3 separate regions of the Homo sapiens genome follow, and all the other regions are linked to region 2. A link is a contact called in ENCODE Hi-C or POLR2A ChIA-PET data. All regions are on one chromosome and are shown on one strand. The core of a region is the stretch at or near the end of the contact, and the rest is flanking DNA. Distances in the headings are between cores, read along the strand shown.

Region 1 (3,060 bases), core at 309-2,808, 320 kb after region 2:
CGTGTAGCTCTTCCCACTCTCAAAGACTTGAATCATTGTTCTCAGTTTTTTTTTCTTAATTGCACAGCCAAATAGGAAATAGAACTTCCTATGGAAATATTAGCCCACTTTAAACTTAATGATAATAATAATAATAATAAACAAAACCATTGAGAGGGGCACCACTGTATAAAAACCCTAAACTCTATGGTGTTAGCCTAGCAGTCAAGTGGCAAGGAAACACCTCCTGGGGAGGCCGGAAGGCTGGAGAGCTCTGTTTCGGGGTCAGACTTGGTAGAATTGTTGCTTTCGGTTTGCAAGGTGGAACCACTGGCCCTGCGGCCAGTCTAGAGAAAGTAGCCAAAAGAGACAAGGAATACAGTGTGTAGATGGCTCTTTGTTGTTTATCACCAGGGAAGACAAGAAAAACAGGAGTGAAGTAAATATGTGCTGGTTTGAGAACTAAAATGGAAAAGAGACTGAAATCCCAGGTGTCCTGTGTGGAAAAGGCCACTGCTTCTACACACCAACAGGAAAGGAGAATGAAAATCGGCTGCGCCGGTAGCTCACGCCTGTAATCCCGGCATTTTGGGAGGCCGAAGCAGGTGAATCACTTGAGGCCAGGAGTTTGAGACCAGCCTGGCCAACATGGCAAAACCCCGTCTCTACTAAATATACAAAAATTAGCTGGGAGTGGTGGTGCATACCTGTAATCCCAGCCACTCAGGAGGCTGAGGCACAAGAATCACTTGAAGCCAGGAGGCGGAGGTTGTAGTGAACCGAGATCACGTCACTGCACTCCAGCCTGGGCGACAGAGCAAGACTCCGTCTTAAAAAAAAAAAAAAAAAAAAAAAAAAAAAGCCAGGTGCGTGGCTCACACCTGTAATCCTAGCACTTTGGGAGGCTGTGGTGGGTGGATCACAAGGTCATGAGATCGAGACCCATCCTGGCCAATATGCTGAAACCTCATCTCTACTAAAAACACAAAAATTAGCTGGGCGTGGTGGCACACACCTGCATTCCCAGCTATTCGGGAGGCTGAGGCAGGAGAATTGATCAAACCCAGGAGTACAAGGTCGTGCCGCTGCTCTCCAGCCTGGGTGACAGATCGAGACTCCATCTCAAAGAAAATCACCGAACAACAAAGACCCGTTAAATGCCTGTAATCAGCACTTTGGGAAGGCGAGGCAGGTGGATCACCTGAGGTCAGGAGATTGAGACCAGCCTGATGATTGACATGGTGAAACCCCATCTCCACTAAAAATACAAAATTAGCTGAGGGTGGTGGCACGTGCCTGTATCCCAGCTCCTTGGGTGGCTGAGGCAGGAGAATCGCTTGAACCCAGGAGACAGAGGTTGCAGTGGGCTGAGATTGCGCCACTACACTCCAGCCTGGGCAAGAAGAGCGAAATTCTGCCTCAAAAAATAACAATAAAAATTTTTCACTTAAGCAGTGAGCCTCACCTTTGGTTAATATCAGATGAAGGCAGCCACATTAAGCCACGTTAAGTCAGGGGGAAGAGAGAGCCAAGAGGTGATAAAGCTGGCTACGATTGCTGGCACCAATAGGTTAATGGCTTGCTAAGCTTTAGAGGGAATCATTGCCAGAGGAATTGCAAGCTTGTTGTACAAATAAGTAAATAAAAGTCTTGGACAGGCCCCTAAAGCTGCACCCAGCAGGAAGTGGAGTGTGAAAGTTGGCCAGCACCCCGGCAGGATGCACCCGACACCCACTTCTGAGGAGACCAGAGAGGATGAGATTTGAGGAAGAACTTCCCAGAGGGCAGGGAGTTCCTCCCGGAGAGCAGAGTCAGGGCTTATGCAAGAAACGTCACCCCCGGCCATGACAAAGGCAGGGGTCTTACCAAGGTCCCCCGCGAGTGGGATTTCATCCCTGCTAGAGACCAGCAACTTGTTTCATTCTTTCTTTTTCTCAAATGGGAGTTCTTATTGCAGCTGCCGTCCCTGCTTCACCTCTTAATGGGAATTGGGGGTGGGGGATCCCGGAGGCGCCACGCTGGGCTGATGGAGGGAACTTGCACGGCCCAGGGAAACTGGGCTGAGTAGGATGCAGGGACCGCGGAGGGCTCTGGGGGTGAGGCACACACAAGTCTGTGCCCACCAAACCTTTTCTCTTCCTTTCGGGCCCACAGGAAACCATTTGGCACCTCCTCTGGAACGAAGGTGTGGCCGGCCACTTGAGATCTGGCTGTTGAGGCAGAGGTAGTGCATGTGACCCACGCGGTGAGAGGTCTGCTCCCCGCTGCTGCAGCCATCTGCGGTGGAGACCGTGAGTGTACACAGACAGTGCCATCTGAAGGGAACTCCACTGCCTCTATGTGCTACTTAGGCAGGGGCGACTGAGCCGGAGACTGCAGAAATGTGTCCGTCCCCACGGACAGCCTGGCTTAGCTGTCCGTGGCTGTCTCCTGCGGTGGAGGAGCACACTGGAGTGGCCCGTGCAGTGGACCAGAGCTTCCACCCACACTGTGTTCTGTCTCCTTTCCTAGAACACAACTGGACGTTTCCCACCTCCGTGCAAAATGAGTGGACATAAGGGGTGCCACTTCCACACCTGGCTCATGGAAGCTCCCAGATGGTCTCAGCCCTCCATGCTCCCCGCTACTTCAGGCGGGATGGAGATGGACGGCTCAGGTTGCTCTGATGCCTGCCTGCATAAGGGCTGCCCTGCCAGCCCATTCCCCTGCCCAATATTATGGAAGCAAAAACGTTCTATGGTGTTTGAGCCATTGTTGCTTTTCGGGTCTATTTATTACAGAACTAGCAGAGCCCTAATACAGTCATTGCTACGTGGCCATAATACATGTATTCTATAATTGCGCCTAATTTTATTCACCGGAGGGACGTCCTTTACTTTCAAGATTCTAAATTTTTCAGAAATGCAACATTCAAGGTTAAAGTCGCTGCTAGACCAAGGCTAAACCGTGGCGAGGTAGTTGCTTGCGCCGCAGAGTGTGGGTGTGAACAGCTGGAGCTCAGTGGTTCCTGGAGACTCAGGGACCACCTGTATTCCACATCCGGCTTCCCACCCACGCACACGCAGTATGACCTGGGTTTCC
Region 2 (3,097 bases), core at 419-2,918:
TTCAGTGTCATATTATGACAGGCACTGCGAAGGTGTTGGGGATAAGATGATAAATGAAAGAAACAGACCAAAACAGAGTCCCTGCTCTCATTTCATTGGGGGAAATCACCATTAAACTATATCAACACGCAAATATAGAACTTCAAGTTTCAACAAGCACTAGAGACAAATAAAAACAATTCATGGAGAATTCGTTTAGGGAAACGGGAAAGGGCTTTCTCTGTGGGATGGACATTTGAGCTGAAACTTGTACTTCCTTGACATCTGACTTTGGTTTTAAAAAATATTTACCAGCCTGGGCAACACAGGGGAGACCCCCTCTCTACAAAAAAAGTCTTTAAAAAATTATCTGGGGCATGGTGGCACACACCTGTGGTCCCAGCTACTCGTGGGGCTGAGAGGGGAGGCTCGCTTGAGCCCAGGAACTCAAGGCTGCAGTGAGCTGAGATCGCACCACTGCACTCCAGCCTGGGTGACAGTGAGGCCCTATCTCAAAAAAAAAAAAAAAATCCGCTTTTTCGTCTGCAAACCTGGGCTGGTAATATCCCTCCCAGCTTTGCCCTTAGTAACAGGCCCTGGCTCAGTGCCTGGTTCAGCACTGCCGTTCAGTAAATGTCATGTCCCTTCCTTCCTGTCGTTCCTGGCTGTGTATGTTGCTGGAGGTCTTCTGAGGAGTGGTGTGAGTGAGCAGTCTCTAAGCGATGGGAGAAATCTGCTGCTGGCAAGTGAGTTGTGAAGCCTCTAATAGGCTCTCACTGGACCCTCTTCAACTGGGTTTGATGGCGACCCTGTCGGAGAGAGAAGGGAGGGTGTATCGTCCACTGTCAACATTCGGAAGCCTTCCTCTTTTTCTGGGGAAGGTGGTGTCGAGTAATTGAAAGGCTCTGCTGTAGAGTCAAGTCACCTGGGTACAAGTCCCAGTTCTGCAGCAAGTAACTTGACCTCTCCGAGCCTTGTGTTCTCATCTGTAAAATGGTCCGTATAATTCCTCTACAGTGGTCTGTCATGTGGAACAGGACCCAGCATTGCGGGGGCACGCCGCAAGTGGGACCGTTACCACTGTTTACACCAGAGCAAGGAGGAACTGGGGTAAAGGTGCAGAGGTTTGGGGTACAGGTAAGGAGAAGAAAAAGGCTGTCAAAGGGCTCATTCACATCATGGAGGTCCGGGTTCCTGCGCCACCCTTCCCTACGTGGGTAATCTGGGGCAGATTCCTTTATCCCTCTGATCCCGTTTCTTCGTCTGTAAGACACAGCTCCACAACTTCCTTCACTCAGTGGCTGTGAAATCCTGCAGGCAAGCCGCGTCGCATGGCCCCTGACTTCAAGTTTAGGGGAGCTGATGAGGTCACTCCCTGCTGGACAAGGGGTCTTCGGGGTGAAATGTCCAAATAAGAGAGCGGGGAGTGGACGCGCAAAGATGCGTCAAAAGGATGGAAAAGGCAGCTTTGCCCTTCGCAAACTGAGATCTCCTTTGTCCGCGAAGGGCTAAGAGCCTCAGGCTCGGGGGCCTGGTACCGGCGCGGGACGCCCGGAGGCCAGACCCGGAGCCGGCGGCGCGCAGAGCGGGGCGGCCCGGGGCGCGGGGCTGTGACCTCATCGGCCGGCGCCGTCCCGCGGGGCCATGAGATCATGAGATGCCGGCGCTCGCCGAGGAGTCGATTTGTTGGGAGCGCGGGGACAGCCGGCCGCCCGACGCGGTGATCTCATCCGGGCCCGGGGGAGGAGGAGGCAGGCGGCCGGGCCAGCCCGCGCCGCCAGGAGGGGGATTAATGGCTGCCGCCGGGTGGTGACGTCACCGGCAGCACCCGTTGCCAGGCAACGCGCGGCCACCAGCCCCGCCCCGCTGGCCCCGCCTCCTACCTGCTGCGCTTCTTTCCATCCTGGCTCGCCCTTCTCTTGCCTTTTTTCCTTTTTCTTTTGTATTGAGGCATAACTTACATACTGTGGAGTGCCCTAATTATAAAGCTCAGTGGATTTTTACAAACATATGTAATCACTCAGATCAAAGTATCAACAAAGCTGTCCGACAGAAATATAAGAGTAGTCACACAGACGATTTTAAATGTTCTAGTAGTCACGTTAAACAACTAGAAAGGAACAGGTGACTTTAATTTTAATACTATATTTTATTTAGCCTAATGTGTCCAAAATATTATTTCAACATGTAATCAACATAAAATTTTTAATGAGATATTTTACCTTTTGTTGTTTTTCTAAGACTTTGAAATTCCTTGTTTCTTTTGCTTTTAAGGGATATTGTTTGTTTGTTTGTTTGTTTTTAAAGACAGTCTTACTGTGTCTCCCAGGCTGGAGTGTAGAAGTACGATCATGCTTACTGCAGCCTCGACTTCCCTGGGCTCAGGTCATCCTCCTGCCTCAGCCTCCCGAGTAGCTGGGTCTACAGGCGTGCGCCATCATGCCTGGCTAGTTTTTGTAGAGACAGGATTTCATTATGTTTCCCAGTCTGGTCTCGAATTCCTGGTCTCAAGGGGTCCTCCTGCCTCGGCCTCCCGTAGTTCTGGGTTTATAGGTGTGAGCCACCATGCCCAGCTATCCCTGTGTATTTTAGACTTTCAGTACATCTCAATTCAGAATAGCCACATTTCAAGTGCTCCATAGCGACATGTGACCAGTGGTTACTGGATTGGCTGTGGTGGATATGGAACATTTCCGGCATCTGGAAAGTTCCTGTGTCCTCACTTCCCCCACCAGGGGTACCCATTATTCTGAATTTTATCATCCTTCAGTTATCCTTCCCTCTCTACCCCCATAGCTTGTATCTTTTCTTTCTCTTTCTCCCACATCTTACTTTATCTCCTAAGGTCTCCTAGGGTCTCCCTTTCTCTGTTTCTCAGAGTGGCACAAAGCCACTCTGGAAAATCAGGCTGGATTTAAATCCCGGCTCCACCACTGTCTAGCAACTTCGAACAACATACCCTGCCTCTTTGAGCCTCTCTCTCCTCACCAGTTAACAGGGGCAAATAATTTCAGTGTCCATCTCCTGGGATTGTCAGAGTCTGGGGACAGCCTGCAGGTACTAAGTGTTCAACCGAGAAACTCATCACTAAACTAGAAGCCAGCCCTAGTCCTTCTCT
Region 3 (2,815 bases), core at 316-2,815, 280 kb after region 2:
AAACAGAAAAAAGGGTACCATATTATATATGCTGAGCCACACCTTTTACTTCTTTAGTTGGATATTTCTATATCTCTACACACACAGAGATACAGATATAGACGTATAAGTGCGTGCATACACACACCAGTTATTAATGGTTTTCTGCAATTTTCATCCAGTTCTCCTGGAAAGGGGTATTTAGATTGGGGGTCAAGAGGGGTTGCTTTTCAGCTGACACACAAACAGCTGGGCCACCCTCTCTTGGTGATCAATACTGGACGCTGGTTCTCTGCACTTGAAGCAGGTGCCAGGAGCTAGCTCTTTCCCAAAATATCTGCAGCTCCCATTTCCTGAGCGTCTACCAGGTACTAGGAGAACTCTTACAACAGAGAAGGAAAGCTGAGAATCAGAGAGGTAAAGTGACTAGCCCAAGGTCACACAGCCAGGAAGTGCAGCTGGCAGGGTTCACAGCCGGTCTGTCGCTCGCCAAAGCCGGTTTGCCCACACACCTGGCCCCCGCGGTCTCCAGTCCACACCCTGGTCCACAGCCAGAGGCAGAACTGGCCATGCCGAGTTCAGGACCCAGGGCCAAGTCCCCAGCCCGGCTGAACTCGGGCAGAGAAGCGCTTTCTCCGCCATTTCCCTGCGGGCAGCTCGGCCAGGCCTCCCAGGGCTCCCCGCCTCCGGGCCGATGCGGGGCGCGCAGCCTTTGCTGGTCCCGGGAGACTCAGCGAACTCAGGGGAGGACGCTGGGCTCCGGGCAAAGTGCTCTGCGGCCGCTGCCTCGCTAAGTCTCCCAGCCACCCGCGGGGATGAGGCTGCCTGAACCCATTTTACAGATGCGAGGACGAAAGCAGGCGCCGGGCGCCGGCTCTCCCGACTAAGGTCACCCGGCCGGGGAGCGTCGGAGACCTGTTCCCACCCAGGTCCGCCGACTTCAAAACTTTCCGCTCTCGCGCTCACGAATGCAAACGACTCTCAGGTGTGGGGCGCGCGCGCCAGCGGGGGTGCCTGAGGGACTTGCCCGCCCGGCCTGAGGCACCTGCCCTGCGCTTGGGAAGCCTGGGCCCCGCTCCCTCCCCGGTCCGCAGTCCCCCGGCCAGGGAGTTCCCGGGCCAGTCCGAAGCTGAGCGGCTGCGGCACTGAGCATCGCCGCGGAGCTCCTCGCCGCAGCCCGCGAGGTGGCCAGCGGGGACCCATTTGAAAGAGGAGGAGACTGAGGCGCAGAGAGGGCCCGCCACTGGCCCAAGGTCACACAGCGCGGCGGCGGGCCGGGGTCCCCAACAGTGGCCGTTCGGAGGTCCCGCCCCGGTCCCCGCGCCGCCCCCCGCGGGTACTCACAGCCGGTCTTGCCCTCGAGCTCCCGCACCTCCTCAGACGCGGAGTGGGCAGCGCCCATGGTGCCCGCGGCGGGGGCCCCGGGGCGCGCGTCCCTCTCAGGCCCCGCACTGGCTTCGGCTGCGCAGCGGCGGGACTGGCCTCGGGTCCGGCCTCGGGTCGGGACGCCGGCGAAGGCTCGGAGCCGCGGGTTCCGCGTGGGGCCGGAGCGGGGCCTCATATAACGGCGGAGGGCGGCGCGCCGCGGTCCTAGCGCACGCCGGTTTCGCGCACTGCGCGGCTAGGGGAGCGCCCCGCCCCGCCCCGGCCCGGAAACCGCCGGGAAGGGGACCCCGGAGCCCACCGCTCTGGAGTCCCCGTTCGTGCAGCAGTGCTCACGTACCTCGTCCCTTCCGCACACCTGCTGGATCTGGAAGGAAGCAGGTGTGAGCAAATTTGGGGGCGTGGGTAGGAGGGGTGGGACCCCTGGGAGGTGCTATGCCCACTCCCAACCCATCCCACCTTACATCCTCCAGATCTTAGGAGGGAAACTCCACTGAGATAGTCAAGGAAGTCAGCGAGCATGAAATAGCTCTATGGAGAACAACAGTAATAATAATCCTATTTGAAAATGCACCATGCGCTTTGGTTTTTTCCAGGAAAGCCCCAGCACCTTCTGAGGTGAACACACCCACGTGGCGGCCCGTGTGGGCCCTGCACAGCCCGGTGGCTGAGAGGCACCTCAAACTGCAGGAGCGGGCTGGGCGCATGGCTCACGCCTGTAATCCCAGCACTTTGGGAGGCCAAGGCGGGCGGATCACTTGAGCTCATGAGTTCGAGACCAGCCTGGCCAACATGGTGAAACCCCGTCTCTACTAAAAACACAAAAATTAGCCAGGCGCGGTGGCACATGCCTGTAATCCCAGCTACTCCGGAGGCTGAGGCAGGAGAATCACTTGCACCTGGGAGGCAGAGGTTGCAGTGAGCTGAGATCTTGCCACTGCACTCCAGCCTGGGCGACAGAGCAAGACTCTGTCTCAAAAAACAAACAAACAAAAAAACAACTGCAGAAGTGGGCCCAGGAGGCTGCATTTGGGACAAACTGCTGGAGAGAAGGCAATGCCGGTGGTCCCCATGCCCATTAGGGAAGTTCTGGGTTAAGATGGCTTGAGGGGTTGGCTCTCCATCCAGTTGGGGTGACTGGGGCCGATGCTGTTGCCTGTGTAATGTGATTCCTCCTCCTTAAAATAAGGATAAGTTAATGAGATGTCCACCAGAGGGCCTGGCGTGGACACAGCACATGGCCACAGAGGCTGGTGGGCGCTATGGAATCTTGTCCCCTGGAGAGGCACACAGCCAGGGCAGAACATCAAGGTCAAGGCTCTCCTGAAGGCTCTGCAGTGCTTAGTGACACCACCATCAATGACCGTCAGGTATCAGGTCTGTTCTGAACGTTAGTCTCGATGATAAATGTTGGGGAGGAAGGGGGACAGGGTAGGGGGCAGGAGTTTTTCGG

What was found. Hi-C counts contacts between places; a loop is a spot of excess contacts on that map. ChIA-PET counts read pairs that join two places held with the same protein, here RNA polymerase II (POLR2A). Pooled maps may share reads with other maps.
Region 1: a loop to region 2 is called in a pooled map, with 3 times the contacts of the local background. The contact joins two enhancer-like sites. A Hi-C loop is called at or near these places in 8 of 50 pooled maps. POLR2A ChIA-PET finds 5 or more read pairs at or near these places in 2 of 52 experiments (B cell and PC-3).
Region 3: a map of naive thymus-derived CD4-positive, alpha-beta T cell shows a loop between it and region 2 (12-fold over the local background). The contact joins the promoter of TESC-AS1 here to the enhancer-like site in region 2. A Hi-C loop is called at or near these places in 1 of 168 maps with a recorded cell type or tissue (naive thymus-derived CD4-positive, alpha-beta T cell) and 9 of 50 pooled maps. POLR2A ChIA-PET finds 5 or more read pairs at or near these places in 1 of 52 experiments (MCF 10A).

The regions. Positions count from the first base shown.
Region 1 is chr12:117,139,258-117,142,317 of GRCh38, forward strand. FBXO21 (F-box protein 21) reads right to left here. Exons shown (of 12, transcript NM_015002.3): 12 at 2,734-3,060. It overlaps TESC-AS1 (TESC antisense RNA 1), which reads left to right. Exons shown (of 3, transcript NR_120464.1): 3 at 2,134-2,232. Among named protein-coding and RNA genes, the nearest start is that of TESC-AS1, 41 kb to the left of the region's middle. Within about 2 kb of position 1,559, at least 3 of the 41 ENCODE cell types and tissues checked have a DNase peak (open chromatin) inside an H3K27ac peak, as active enhancers do.
Region 2 is chr12:116,817,828-116,820,924 of GRCh38, forward strand. All of the region lies in intron 7 of RNFT2 (ring finger protein, transmembrane 2), which reads left to right. Among named protein-coding and RNA genes, the nearest start is that of HRK, 62 kb to the right of the region's middle. RefSeq lists an enhancer at 1,296-1,345 and a silencer at 1,546-1,905. Within about 2 kb of position 1,669, at least 40 of the 41 ENCODE cell types and tissues checked have a DNase peak (open chromatin) inside an H3K27ac peak, as active enhancers do.
Region 3 is chr12:117,097,902-117,100,716 of GRCh38, forward strand. TESC-AS1 (TESC antisense RNA 1) reads left to right here and starts at 1,566. Exons shown (of 3, transcript NR_120464.1): 1 at 1,566-1,743; 2 at 2,552-2,739. It overlaps TESC (tescalcin), which reads right to left and starts at 1,515. Exons shown (of 8, transcript NM_017899.4): 1 at 1,324-1,515. The coding sequence starts at 1,381. RefSeq lists silencers at 911-1,010, 1,081-1,190, 1,251-1,770, 1,509-1,647, 2,514-2,731.